2 separate regions of the Homo sapiens genome follow, and region 2 is linked to region 1. A link is a contact called in ENCODE Hi-C or POLR2A ChIA-PET data. All regions are on one chromosome and are shown on one strand. The core of a region is the stretch at or near the end of the contact, and the rest is flanking DNA. Distances in the headings are between cores, read along the strand shown.

The links. Hi-C counts contacts between places; a loop is a spot of excess contacts on that map. ChIA-PET counts read pairs that join two places held with the same protein, here RNA polymerase II (POLR2A). Pooled maps may share reads with other maps.
Region 2: a loop to region 1 is called in a map of naive thymus-derived CD4-positive, alpha-beta T cell, with 2.5 times the contacts of the local background. The contact joins the promoter of ACTRT2 here to the promoter of PRDM16 in region 1. A Hi-C loop is called at or near these places in 4 of 168 maps with a recorded cell type or tissue (aorta, ascending aorta, heart left ventricle and 1 more) and 10 of 50 pooled maps. POLR2A ChIA-PET finds 5 or more read pairs at or near these places in 1 of 52 experiments (endothelial cell of umbilical vein).

Annotation. Positions count from the first base shown.
Region 1 is chr1:3,067,898-3,075,319 of GRCh38, forward strand. PRDM16 (PR/SET domain 16) reads left to right here and starts at 1,306. Exons shown (of 17, transcript NM_022114.4): 1 at 1,306-1,399. The coding sequence starts at 1,363. LOC124903827 (translation initiation factor IF-2) reads right to left here. Exons shown (of 5, transcript XM_047436614.1): 1 at 2,317-7,422; 2 at 325-1,074; 3 at 1-151. The coding sequence starts at 3,966. The coding sequence ends at 1,051. It also overlaps the pseudogene LOC100420339. RefSeq lists enhancers at 1-199, 4,782-5,630.
Region 2 is chr1:3,016,653-3,023,509 of GRCh38, forward strand. It overlaps ACTRT2 (actin related protein T2), which reads left to right and starts at 4,815. Exons shown (of 1, transcript NM_080431.5): 1 at 4,815-6,251. The coding sequence starts at 5,035. The coding sequence ends at 6,168.

The DNA of each region.
Region 1 (7,422 bases), core at 56-2,555:
CAGGGCAGCGCCTCGGTTTCCTTCCAATTCATTCTCGATTCCCAGATACTCAGATGAGAAATCCGCACTCAGGCCGTCAGGCTCCTGGGCCCGGGCCACCCTGCCTGCGCTCAGCCCGGCCCCTCCGCCGCAGCGCCTCGGAGTTTGGGGGCTACAGGGGAAGAGGAAGCGTCTGGTCGGCTCCCGTCCGAGCTGCTCCACCTGCGCCGCTGGCCTTTCCGCCCGCTACGCACCTGGGCCCCGAGAGGCCAGAGGGGAGTGTCCCCAGTGGCCCGGGTCCCCGAAGGTGGCCCAGCTCGGGCGCTCGCGCAGCCGGGTACTCACCTTGGGGGCGCGGCGGCAGGAGAGCGCGGGCGGAGAGGTGCGGGCGCCCTGGGACGACCAGCCGAGGACGCCTGGTGTTTGGACGGCTGCCCCCGCGCTGTCCCCCCGTGCGAGGCGTGTTGGCCTCCGTGGCCTCGCGAGGGACCGAGGGCGGCGGGTCCGAGTGCCGCCCGCCGGCCTGGGCAGTGGCGGAGCGCGGAGCTGGCGGCGCCTCCGCTGTTGTTTTTGAGCCGCGAAGCCCGAAGCAGCAGCCGTTGGGTGGGGGCGAAGGGGAGGAGGCGGGGGCCGGGAGGCGCGAGGGGGGCGGTGGGGCCCGGAGGGGGCTTCGGAGGAGCCGGGTTCTGGCGCGCGAGCCCCGACGCCCCCTCCAGCGATCGCAGGGCGGGGACGGGGGCCGAGGGGAGAATGCAGGAGAAAAGCGGGCCGGGGCGACGGGGAACGCAAAGCTTTTAAATTAGTAATCAAACGCAGTAAAACGGAGCAAAACCAGCCCGGACTCGCGTCCGAACTATCGGCGCGTGTGCCCCGAGATCCAAGGAAGTCGTGTGGAAAACCGCAGCCGCCGCCCCATCTTCGGCCCCGGCTGGGGCGGGAGCAGCAGCGCGACGCGCCGCGACGCAGGGGCAGGGTGGGGGGATAGTCACCTCGCCTCCGGGGCCACCTGGGTCCTTTTAAAGTGTCCGGGGTGCGGGCCCCGGGCGGGAGCGCCGAACACGGAATGTTTTCTTAAAGGGCCAGTTCCGAGCTGCGCTGAAAAGGGGGGGGGGGAGAGGGGGGAGAGATAAGTGAGACGAAGACCGAGAAGGCCGAGGAGAGCCCCCCAATCCCGCGCCGAGGCGGCGGCGGCGGCGGCGGCGGCGCGACGATGAGGATGATGAATACATTGCAAAGTTTTTTTGGCCCCGGCGAGGGGTGTCAGATTGAGTGCTCTGTGCGCATGTGCGAAGGTGTCCAAACTGACAATGCTGGGGAGATGAAGATAGTGTGTGGCTGCTTCTGGACTCAAGGAGGAGGAGAGAGATTCCGCGAGCCGACACCATGCGATCCAAGGCGAGGGCGAGGAAGCTAGCCAAAAGTAAGTCTCCCGCGCTCGGCCGCGCCGCGCCGCCGGGGCCCGGGCCGCCGGGCCGGGGCGCCCGGGCCAGGGGTGCGCGTCGGGGCGCGGCCGGCGCGCCTGCGGCTCCGGGCCCCCGGCTCGGCCGCGCGGCCCGGGGGGCTGCTCCGCCTCCCGCGCTCCGGGGCGACCGGGCTCGGCGCGGAGGCTCGGGGCGCCCGGGCCGCGCGCTCCCCGAAGGCGCCGGCCCCCTCCCCGCGGAACCCCCTCCCCCCCCACCAGTGTCAGGCGCTCGGGCCCGGGAACCCGAGGCGCGCGGTGGGGGCCGGGGAGGGGGGCGGAGGGGGAGGGCCGGGGGTGGAGGGGAGCGAAAAGTGAAAGTTAGCGAAAAGTTGACGAAAGGGGAGAGCAACTTTTTCCTCCCCGCTCGCTCTCTCCCTCTCTCTCTCCGAGTGGCTCTCAGTCCTGGTCAAATCATATTCCGGGCTTTTGAAATAGTGGGCGCTAGAGCACCGCCTTTGGCGTCCGCCAGCCGGGCGCAGAGGAGGGAGACCCCGAGCCGGGGAGGGGCGGAGGAGGGGGCGCGGGCCGGCGCCCACCCGGCTCCGCGGGCGCAGGGGCAGGGGTGGCGACGGCGGGACAGCCGCAGCCACTTGGGGAGCAAAATGGAGACTTTTGCCCGGGCTGGGAACTGTGGTCGTGAAGTTTATCCCCGGCTGTGCCCCGCGTGGTGGAGGGCGCTCCTCTGGGACGCCGGCAGCCTGCGCGGGCCGCCGGGGCGACAGTGCCTCCGACAGGAGGGACCCACCCGGCCACCTCCCGACCCGCCGCTGCCGCCCTCGGGCCCGCGTGGACCCCTCTGTACCCGCTTGCCTGGCACAGCCGGGCCCGGCGGGGACAGAGCTGCCCCGGCCAGGCTGCCCGGTCCTCGGTCTTACTTTCTCTTTCGCTCCGTCTCGGCCGAGCCCCGGGCTCCGCGCGCCCCGCCTGCCGCCAGCCGGTCCTTGCCGCGGGCCGGGTGCTCCAGCCACCCGCGCCCTCGCCCGCCACAGCGCCTCCGAGCAGCCCGCGCGCACCCCGCAGCCCCGGTCGCCGGCGCCATCCGCGGTGAGGCGGGCGGGCAGGTGAGGACAGGCGGAGCCGCGGCCCGGCCAGCGCGGCTCCCGCAGCCCCGCCGAAGCCCCGGCTGCAGCGAAGCGGCCAGCGCCGCGCGGAGCGGAATCGGCGCCGCCTGCTCCCGCCGCCCCCTCCTCTGCAGGCCGCCCGCCCGCCCACCCGCAGAAGAGGCGCCCGGGCCGCTCCCCTCGAGGTCCCCGCCCGACCCACGCCGTTCCGTCCGCGCCTCCGGGGCCGGGTCCCTCCAGGCCGGCCTCGCAGCTCCCGGGGCCGAGCCCCCAAACGTGAGCCGGGTGCGCGCGGGACTCGCGGCGGTTTTCCGAAGCTCCGCTCCCTCGGCTCGGGGCCCGCCCGGCTCGTCCCAACAGCTGCCCCGCGGCCGTAGGCCCCGCGCTCTGTGCACCAGGGAAAAGCAGCTCCCGAGTTTGTGCCGGACGCTCCTGCGCCCCGCCATCGGCCGTTCCCGGCCCCTGGGTGAGGCGCCCCCTTCCCGCCGCGCTCCGCTGCCGGGTGCCCTCGGCCTCGGCCTCCCGTGACCTCTGACCCCTCTTGGTGCGAACAAGACCGGGCGTTTCGCCGCCGACGCGAAGGGGCTGTCTGTGCGCGGCGTTGCGGGCCCTCCGCGCGTGGGGTGTGCGTGTGCGTGTTCGGGTTCGGTTCTGTGTGTGCACCGCGGGCCTGCTCAGAGTCGGGACCACCGGGCTGCGTGTGGGCCGCCAGGTCAGGCCCTCGCCCAGGATGGGCCCTAAGCTGGAACGAGAAAGGGGAAACCGGCCGCGCTGACGCCGGGGCCTTCGCTGCAAGCGAGAGGCGGACTCGGCGCACCCGCGCGGCCCTGGAAACTTCCGAGAGGCCCCAGCTCTCCGCCGGCTCCACCTCTGCCAGGTGGGGAAGGTGGCCCGGGACCGGGTCCGCTCAGGACCAGAAGTGGTGCCTGGCAGCCATCTGGCCAGGAGGCCGGAGAGCCGGGCCCAGCGGGAGCGCCGAGCGCTGGCTTCCTTTTCCCGAGAGTCTTTAGTGAGGAAAAACCCCATGAGAGGTGACTGCCAGGCCTCGGCCCTCTGTCCACACTTGGCCGAGCGCTGGGAACCCCTCCTTCCAGGCTCCACAGCTGGGACCGCTTGTCCCAGGCCCCCCAAGGTGGCTGAGGCAGGTTCAGGATCACACTGCCTGCCCTGAGCAAGAAGGCAGGATCCGCTGAAGAATTTCATTTCATCAGGCGATATTTTAAGCAGATGTGAACTTCCCCGGGGACCATAGTCCATTACCCGAGTCAGAGGCGGTAGGGCCAGCACTCCAGCCAGCAGGTCCTCCCCTCCCCACAATGCTGACCAGGTCAGGGGACTGTGGGGTTGGGCAGGGGCAAGGTCATGGTTACCAGGTTGGTATTCAGGCTGGGCACAGAACAGCAACCAGGCCAGTGGAGGTGACCCCATGACCCAGCATTTCGGGGGCCACCGCCGAGTGTGCATCTGGAGGTGTAATTTCGTTTGTGTTTCCCTGGAGACCCCACTCCAAGCCTCAGTTCAGGTGGGTTAGTCCTCTGGATTGGGTCTTGTGAAGGGCCAAATGGTGGCGGCTCCGGGGGTGACCCGGGCTTCCAGCTGAGCTTTCCAAGGACAGAGGTGGCCACTGGGGCACCCAAGCCGGGGCTGTGGCTCAGCTGATGGGAAACCTACAGCCTCCTCCACCTGAGCCTGGGGGCCAGGAACAGAGTGAGGACAGTTCAGGGACAGGGTCCCCCCTACTGAAGCCAGGGCGGTAGGGCCGGTGGGGTAGGGGCTGCTGCAGCCCCACATTTACAAACTCAATGCTTAACAAAAGCTTATTGTTTCCAGGGCTGTTGTGAGCCAGGTGGGCAGGTGGGGGGTTAGCACCACCAAGGTGCTCTCTGGATCACCATCGCCCTCATAGCACAGCTGGGGGCCTCTGTGCAGGAGGAGGATGTGCCAGTCGGCACCCCCATCAGAGCTGCTCCTTGAGGCCTGATCCCCACCTAGGTGGCAGACCCCATGTCCTAGATGCCACATACCCCAGGGCTGGGGGAGTGTCCTCTCCACAAGTCCCATCTAGCCCCTGGGGTGGGGGAGCTGCAGCCCCCACTAGATGGGGACTGTGTGTGTCTTGCTCGTGTTTGAGGGTGATGCGTGTGGAAGGTGTGCTGGAGACAGGGTAGAGGTAAGCGGGGCTGGCGGCCCAGTTCACAGCCTCCTTCCTTCTTCGTAGAAACAGGCCAGGCTGGCTGGGCCCTCCCTTCTCCCACCCTCCCTGGGGCAGTTGGCCCCGTCCACCAGTCCCCTCCCCAGAGCCAGGACGGCAGCCTTCCCTCTGAAGGCCGGTTAGGGCAGCAGCGCCAGGACGTCCGGCGGGAATCCAGCGTCTTGCCCCGCTTCGGACGAAAACACAGAGGCTGCGGTGGAGGGGTGGAGTGCGGGGCTGGCCGCCAGGGCTTGGTGCCCCACGGCAGTGGACTGTGTGTCACCCACAGGCCCCCTCCCTCAGCCCCTGGCTGCGCAGGTGTGCCATGGCTCGGAAGCTGGCAGGAGGGGCTTGCCAAGCTGGCTTGTGGAGCAACTGCTGGGTGGGCTCCTTGGGGACAGGCACCGGCCATGCCTGGCTCGCCAACCACCAGACGCCCACTCGGGGGGTCCTCCTTGTCCTGTGAGCGGCTCTTCCAGAGCAGGTGCCAGCCCGACATCCTGGCCCCTCCTGGCCCCGAGGCTTCCTCGGCTCCCAAGTCCTCCTGTAGGCAGTGCGCAGGGCAGGGGACCAGGTCTGCCATTTCTGCCGGGAGGCTGGGTGAAGGGGACCCAGCAGCCAGGGGCTCCCCCCACCGGGCCCCTCAGGGGAGGTGAGGCTGGTGGCAGCTCGCTGGGCCGCTGTGGGCCCGATTAGCCCCCTGTTTTATTCAATTAGGAGGCAATTAGGGATCCTTGGGGGGCTTGGGCTGGTAATTAAGGTGATGTATAATTAGAGTTTCAACAAAAATTATCCGGGATTAAAAATCTTTTGAATAATTTCGTTTAAAATTTTCAAATAGCGTTAAATACAATTTATCAGGTTTTGAATCAAACCCGTGTAACGAGTCTTGGAAGCTGCAGCTCCCGTCGCCGGCGCGGGAGGACCAGGAGCAGCTCCGGCGACTTCCCCGTGCGGGAAGGAAACTTCGCGAGCGAAGCCAGCTGGCTGGGGCCTCGCCGCGGTGCAGCGGCGGCCGCGGGCTCAGAATCGAGCCACCGAGGGCTGCAGACGGCGTGGGCCGGGTCGGGGAGCGGGGCCTGGGGGACCCCGGGCCGGCCGGTAGTCTCGGCCGACTTCCCACTCCCCGCGCACAAAGTCGCGGCCAACTACCGCGGAGCAGCGCCCGCGTCCACACCGCGCAGCCTGGCGCCCCGACCCTGGCCCAGCGGGAGCGGCGCTCTCCCCTTCTAGAGCCCCAGCTTGGACCCCGGGGTCCCCTCCTCCTGGCCTCCCTTGCGGAGGAGGGCGGCCTCCGCGTCCCCAACCGCCGACCCTCGACCTCGTGCGGGACACCGTGGGCGCCAGGCCCCCCGCTTGCCTGGGTTCCCTGCGACATCCCGACCCGCGCCCCGAGAGACGCGGGAGCGCGCGCCGCCTGGGTTTAAGTAGGGGCTGTAGGGGGAGGGAAGACGGTGCAGAGAAACGGAGGCAGAGGGTGGGGGTCTGGCTTTCCAGGGTAGACCCGCCTGCCCAGTCTGATCCGCAGCCCCGGCCCCTGCCGGCAACCTCGGGAGACGGGCCGGGCTCCCTAGTGCACTTGGGGGACAGGACACCTCCTCCCTTCACTGACCCTGGGAAGACAGAGTGCAGGCGAGCAGGCACCACTTTTGAGAGTGAGAAACCCCAGACGCAGAGAGGTGGAGGAACTCTTGGGAGGGCACACAGCAGATTGAGGCTCCAGTGAAATTCAGTGGAATGAAGACCTCCAGGGCTTCTTATGTAGCATTCCCCTCCCCCACAGAGCACCACAGGCTGCCGTTAATTCCATAGGGTTTTTTCTGTGTGTGTGTGTGTGTGCGCGTGTGTGTGTGCGTGTCAGGGTTTAAGCATTTTCTCAAGGCCAATGCTCAACTTGTAGCAGGTCTGTTCTTAAAAAGCAGGCAGGACATCACGTGCGTCCAGCGTGTAAGTGACCTCACACCTGCAGGCTGGACTCCCGCTGGGCTCCGTCCCCCACAGCTCCTGCCCCTTCTGTGGGTGTTCTGTCCCCAAGGGCAGGCACAGAGGAGCAGAAACCTTGGTCGGGTGGCCTGGCCTGCACCCTCCACACTCCCTCGCTCACTGCCTTCATCCGGAGCAAATGCAGGAGGCTCAGGTTGGCCCGGGAGGTGTAGGACCTGCCCTTTGCCACCCCTCAGATCTGGAGGGGAATAACCACCACCCACCGCCTCCACCCACCGCCCAGCAGTCAGGGGGAGGTGGAGCTGCTGCTGCCCTGTTGGTCTGAGCTGCAGGGTGGAAGGGGCCGGCTGCTGACATCCCTGGTCCAGCCTGGCGTGGGCCACGGCTCCTGAAGTCTGGGTGTCTCCTAGGCTGCAGCCAGGGCCACGGTGGTCATCCTGGGCCAGGAGTGCTCCCAAGCTTTGGTGGGCCCAGAGCAGGGGAGGAGTGGCCTCTCCCTGGTCTGACCACTTCACTCTTGGGCTTTTGCCATCAAATCCTCCACGGTCTGGAGGTGCCTGGGCTGGCCCGCCTGGCCGGCCTAGCCTGAGACGCGGGAACAATGCCCCGAGGCCTGAAGATAGGAGTGCTGGCCGCTCCAAGATCATATTTGTTTAATAGTTAACATTTTGGGCAGAAAAGGAGGGAAGTCAGATTCTGGTGAAGGTTTTGCTTATTTTATATCCACTATAACTATTTCTGTCCATGAAAATTGGCTTAATTATATCAATGGAATGTTTCTTTTT
Region 2 (6,857 bases), core at 3,565-6,064, 48 kb before region 1:
GGAGGGAGAAAGGAGAGAGGAAGGGAAGGAGAGAGGGGAGCCAGGGGAGGGAGGAAGGCTGGATACATGAAGTATGGCTGGAAAGATGGATACTGGGTGGGTGGATGCGTGGGTAGGTGGATGGAGGGGACTCGGATTCCATCTTAGGGACTCACAAGCGCTGAGCTGCGGGGGAGAATGCTGGGGCTTGGGCCCTTCTGGGGTGACGGGCAGAGAGGTGGAGGAGCAGCCGTACTGGATCCTCCTGTGGCCGCTCGTGGGCCCTGTGCTCCCCACACCCTCCTCACTCTTTTGAGGACAGCGCACCTCCTGCCATCCAAGAGTCGCCCTGTTCCTTCACTACTGACACTGGCGTGGAACCCTCAGCCAGAGGGATCTGGCCACCAGATGTAGGGCCGGCACTGATGAGCCCAGTCCACTGGTCAATAATTGGCTGAGGCTCTGTCCACCACTGACAGATGGAACCAGGGACAATGGGGCCGACAGAGAGGCCCCTCGCCCAGGTTTTCGGTGACCGGGGCACCCTAAGCCAGGCTAGTGGGGGCAGGGGGTGCCCAGCAGATACAGGGCTGCCCACTCCAAGCTCAAATGCCTGACAGCTTCCCGGGGACACCCACGTCCATCCACCTCCAGCTGCAGTCTCAGGGCCCCTCCCCGGGGATGGGAGGTGGGTGGGGGGTGCTGGCGGAGTGGGAGGCGGCTGTGCTGGGCACAACTACTCCAGCAGAAGGAAGAATGAGGCTTTCTGTGTAGGACGAAATGATGACCCCAGAATCATCTCAGGGTGAGCCCTGCCCTGGAGGGGGTTGGCGGTGCAGCCAGCTCACCCATAAACTTGTTCAAGTGATTTATGAGGCTTGCTCAGCGCGGGTGGGGGTGGACCAAGGCGGAACCGTGGCCTCTAATTGGAGCAGGGAAAGGAGAACGTCCTTGTGTTAATAACAGCCTTCGCCACCAGCGCTCCCCATGAGCTCCAAGACCGCTCAGCTACTGGGGTTTCTGTCCAGTTGGACATCAAATCCCCTAGGTGACAGGGACCCCTGTGGGTCTCACACGGGTACCTCCAGGAGGTGCAGACACAAGTAGTCAGAGGGTCGAAGGTGTTTCCTCATGGATGGTGAGCACGGTGTCTCGCACCGCTGATGGGAAGAGGCCGAGGTTCCCAGGCACCTGAGAACCGAGAACCACAGGGAGGAACTTCTGCCCTGGGGACAGCTGGAAACCAGTAGAATGTCACATAGGCTGTGGCTCTTAAACCCACTGGATCTTCTCAGTGGCCACGTGGTGCCAGCCCCAGACAGTGGCCAGGCCTCCTTGGTGGTAGGGTCTTCAGGGTCCTTCCTGCTTCTTCTGGCTCTGCCCACATGGCAGACAATTCTTCAGCCCAGTGAGACACTGAGCAGCCAGGACAGAAGCGTCTACCGAGCCAGCGGCAGGGCCCTGAGCCAGGCCTTGCCCCTGAGGTTCTCGGCTCCAACAGCAAACCCAGATACGACGGTGACGGAGCCAGCGTCGCCCCGGGTGTCCAGGCATCCCGATGGTAACTAGGGCAAGACCACCCTGCCTGCCAATTGCTTCTCCCAAATAGACAAACAGCAATGTGGTGGGCTTCGAAGGGCCTGCTCTGCCGGGCATGTGGCATCTCGGCCACGACTCTCCTGAGTTACCAGGATGGGTCAGGGCACCAGACCCAAGGCCAAGGGCACCACTTCTCCCAGGCTCAGCAGGGACAGTGAAAACATTTAGGGAAAAAAGGACCTGGCCCAGGGCCACTGTGCTGCCAGTGCCCCGGCTTTCCCAGTTGTGTACTTGGGGGTATGCCCTTGTCTTCTCCAAAACGGGGACTGGCAGGGGTCATGGAGGGACCGAGAAGAGCTGAAAATAGGTGGAAAGTCCCAGACCTAATGTGGAGGCTGGGGAAGCAGCCGGGCCGGGGAGGGCGGGGGCGGGGGCCTGTGTGTTTTTGCAGGACATGCACAAGGGTAAGAGGCTGTGCCCGGGGTGCTGTGACTGTGCCTTGTGACAGCAACAGGGGATGGAGGAACCTCAGAAGCCCCACAACACCCCACCGGGAGCTCAGCAGCCCAGGCTTAGCGGCGTCTGCCTCCTCCTCTGTCCTGCCTGCAAATGCCCAAGACCCCAGCCCGCCCAGGGCCACCTCAAAGCATCTGTGTGCCTGACCCAAGAGCCCTCCGCACCAGCATTGCCACTGCCTCCCACTGTGGCCACCGGCAGAGCCAAAATCTAGAAAGCATCGGAGCACGTTCCTCTCAGCTCAGCCCCGAGTATTGGGCGACACTGACGCACTTCCAGCCACACCTGAGAACCAAGGATGCAGACCCTCTGTGATGGCTGCAGGCTGGAACCCCAAGGCGCAGCAGCCAGCCAGGGAATGCTCTCCCCAAAATGTGAGACTCGAAACCTTAGCAATCCCCACAGGTTGGTGGTGGACCTGGACTGTGCAGAGCCGGGGTCTGGGAGACAACACAGCAGGCTTAGTCGTCCCAGCCTTGCGGGCCCTTCCCAGGCCAAGGCCATCTCTACAAGGTAGACAGGGCTTAGCCGGGGGCTGTGGGCAGAGAGGGCTCAGCCGGGGGGGCACGTACCATCCCTGAGCGGCACTCTCTCGCCCTCCTGGGTAAACCTGGTGCCCATCTGGGGCCATCTCTGGTAGCATCGGCTGATGTTGAGCCAGTGCTCAGCAGGGCATGTGACTGAGAGGGACCTTGCCCCTCTGCAGAGCCAGGAGAGAGCCTCCCAGATCCTGTCCCAGGGCTTCAAAGGGCCAGCCTTGTGGACAGCCACACCTCTGCCAGGACCCCAGGTTGTGCAGGTCAGCAGGGATGGGCCCACTTGTATTTCCCAGGACTGGCGCCTGTGGTCTCCTAGTTCAGCGAGGAGGGAACCCTTCCCGCGCAGGGTGGTCCTTCTGTTGTGAATGTGGCTGCATGGGACAGCCAGAAAGGCATTGGAGGATGAGTCACCTCGCAGCCTGGGACCTGCCTGGAAGATGACCTTCGAGGGGGGCACCATTTGCCCGTGCACGCTATCGAACAGGAGCGGGGTTGGGATGGCGCCTGCCCCTGGAAGATGGCGTTCAAGGGGGGCACCCTCTGCCCGTGCCTGCTATCGAACAGGAGCAGGGTCGGGATGGTGCCTGCCCCTGCCCCGGGACACTCTCCGTGTCCCCCAGCACAGGCCTCAGGTGACCTTCAGCAGGACCTGCGGGGTGACCTTGATGTGGGCAGGGAGGAGCTCCAGCGTCTGGGTCAACAGGTTTCGAAGGAGGCCTCAGGGCCCTAGGCCGTGCCCATGGGTCAGTGCCTCCGTCCACACCTACTGCCTCAGGGAGCCCGGGGTCTCTGAGACGACTGCAAGCAAGCTGTGTGGTGGCTGCCACAGTTTCCAGAGAAATGGAGATTTAAGAGCCACACCTGCCCTGGCACGCTTTTGACTCAGTTTCCCTCTGGGGGGGTCCCCTCTAGGAAAATCCTTCAATAATCAAGTTTTTGTTGACTACCACCCAGGGATTAGTGGGGCCCACAAAACCACGTGTCAACAAGACACATCTACACCACACATCAACAACGAGTGTACCGCGCGTGTCTACACCACCCATCTATCCCATGCATCTACACGGCACATCCATATGCGTCTGTACCTCGTGTCTACACCACATGTCTGTACCACGTGTCTAGACTGCCCATCTACAACATGTGTCTACACCACCATCGGATTAATGCCTGCTGGTGGGTCAGCAGGGCAGGCAGGACACACAGAGGGGGCCACCAGCAGGAGCTGAGGGGCTCCAGGAAGGGAGTGACCCCGGGAGGCGTCCTCTGGGAGAACTCTGGGGGGCCAAGCTGGGCTGGAGCATGATTGTGGATATGACAGGAGAGGTAGAATAAACCTCACATTCTCCAAGGCCACCTCCAACCTCCTTAGGAAAAAAGTGAAGCTGGTTCCCAGGTTGGATCCCCTCCCACTTTCTCCCCAAGCGGAAGACAAAGCGGGGGTCTGAGTGCCGGGCGTGCACTGTTGTGGGTGCCCTTGGCCTGGCCCGGTGCCTCCTTCCTGGTCATGCTCAGGCCTTGACCTTTAATGGCCTGGTCACCTCTGAGCATTGCTCTGTGGTTGTGGCCTGACTGTGTGGCAGCTCATAGACACAGAGAGGTGTCACAGGCTGCAATCCAGGCTACCCATGTGAAACCAGCAGGCCATATCTTCAGGGCTGTTGGGTTCCCAACTCTATGGCTGCTGGACTTTGTTGTGTGCTGGCACTTCAGAGTCTGCAGAGAGGAATGAGGGGTGCTGGCCTCAAGCCAGAGCAGAGATGTATTCCTGGACAAAGGGCCAGCAGCCCAGAGGGCTTTGAATAGGGTCTACCCAGTGGGACAGACAGCCAGGACTAATGGGATGGAGGGAGGAGAAATCCCTGAGAGCTTCCTGGGGGAATCACTATTCAAAAGCACATTCTAAGTGCCTGCTGGGACAGAACTGCTTACAACACCCCTCCGACCTGGTGCTTGGTTTTCCCCCTTAGCAAAGGGAAGTGTTGTCACCCCAGAAGTTGCAGCTCAGGGGCCAGAGAAGCTGGTTTTCTAGGGTGCACGCAGGCTGGGCTGCTTCTCTCCACTCTAAAGCTAAGTCTCTGCCTCAGCCCACAGGCTTGTCCAGCACCGCCCTAGGATGCACTTGTCTCTCTCTCTCTCTCTCACCTCACCCTGTGGGGGATGGGGGACTCAGAGCCCCACCCCCAGGGCCTCTGAGGCTCAGGACAATCGTTGCCTTGGCTAGATTGTTACCTAGGAGACAACCCCCTGGCCCCCTGGAAGAGGCCTCAGCAGGCCCAGGCCACCTGGAGGGAGAGCAGACCTGCGGCTGAGGATGCAGGGCTCCCGGGCACGGTGCTAGCCCTGCCTTGAGACACCCCGAGAGCTGTGGGAAGAGCTGTGGGATCCCCTATTGCATCACAAAGCGGCCCTGGAGGGCTGGTCTTTATTTTGATGAGGCTGAGAAGGGAAGGCTGCGGGCATGTTTAATCCGCACGCTTTAGACTCCCCGGCTGTGATTTTTGACAATGGCTCGGGGTTCTGCAAAGCGGGCCTGTCTGGGGAGTTTGGACCCCGGCACATGGTCAGCTCCATCGTGGGGCACCTGAAATTCCAGGCTCCCTCAGCAGAGGCCAACCAGAAGAAGTACTTTGTGGGGGAGGAGGCCCTGTACAAGCAGGAGGCCCTGCAGCTGCACTCCCCTTTCGAGCGTGGCCTGATCACAGGGTGGGATGACGTGGAGAGACTCTGGAAGCACCTCTTTGAGTGGGAGCTAGGCGTGAAACCCAGCGACCAGCCCCTGCTTGCAACGGAGCCCTCCCTGAACCCCAGGGAGAACCGTGAGAAGATGGCAGAAGTCATGTTCGAGAACTTCGGCGTGCCCGCTTTCTACCTGTCGGACCAGGCGGTGCTGGCTCTCTACGCCTCTGCCTGTGTCACGGGCCTGGTGGTGGACAGCGGGGATGCGGTCACCTGCACTGTCCCCATCTTTGAGGGTTACTCCCTGCCCCACGCAGTCACCAAGCTCCACGTGGCGGGCAGGGACATCACGGAGCTCCTCATGCAGCTGCTCCTGGCCAGCGGCCACACCTTCCCCTGCCAGCTGGACAAGGGTCTCGTGGACGACATCAAAAAGAAGCTGTGCTACGTGGCCTTGGAGCCCGAGAAGGAGCTTTCCCGGAGGCCGGAGGAGGTCCTGAGGGAGTACAAGCTGCCCGACGGGAACATCATCAGCCTCGGGGACCCGCTGCACCAGGCGCCCGAGGCCCTGTTCGTGCCCCAGCAGCTGGGCAGCCAGAGCCCCGGGCTCTCGAATATGGTCTCCAGCAGCATCACCAAGTGTGATACCGACATCCAGAAGATCCTCTTTGGGGAGATTGTGCTGTCGGGGGGCACTACCCTGTTCCACGGGCTGGATGACCGGCTTCTCAAGGAGCTGGAGCAGCTGGCCTCCAAGGACACCCCCATCAAGATCACGGCTCCCCCCGACCGGTGGTTCTCCACCTGGATTGGAGCCTCCATCGTCACCTCTCTGAGTAGCTTCAAGCAGATGTGGGTCACCGCCGCAGACTTCAAGGAGTTTGGGACCTCCGTGGTGCAGAGAAGATGCTTCTGAAGGCCGCTTCTCGTTGGGTACCGTGGGGGGTGAACCCTAGCCCCAGCTTTGGGAGGATGTTCAATAAAGGACCAATGCCGGAACACCTGGCCACCTCGGCTCAGTTCCTTCTTGGGGGCGGCAGAGTCATTTCTGGCCCTGACAGTGAATCTGTGAAGTGTCTTGGTCCACACCCGCTCCCCTTCGCTTCCTCCCAAGAAAGCCTGGGCTGAGGCCAGGCTGTGTCCATCTGCAGTTTGTATGAAAGTAGGGCCCTGGGCCTCAGGTGAATAGGGCGCTGGAGTCCGCATTCTAAACAAGGGTCTTAGGTGGGCTGAGAGAGTCGGCAGGGATGGTGGGGACTAGCGCGTGCACCAGGTTCTGACGGCTCAGCAAGAAACCCCTCCCTGTGTGGGCCCTACCTAGCATGCCAGGGCCGGGGCTCTGCTTGTGTGAGGCCGGGCGGCTGAACAGGGTGGAGCTGCCGCTCTCAGCAGATAGGAACAGACGGGAACAGAAGTCACCGTTTGTTTAGGGCCCTCTAAACTCAGGGGTCCTGCTCCCAAAGGAAGTACAAAGAATCAACACTTCTGCTTAGCAAGTGTGATTCTTCTGTTTGTTTTTACTTTCAGTGATGTTTATAGCATCATTGTTTGGGGGCAGAATGCTGGAAACAAAGTTAATGGCCATCACCAATGTTAACGGTTGAG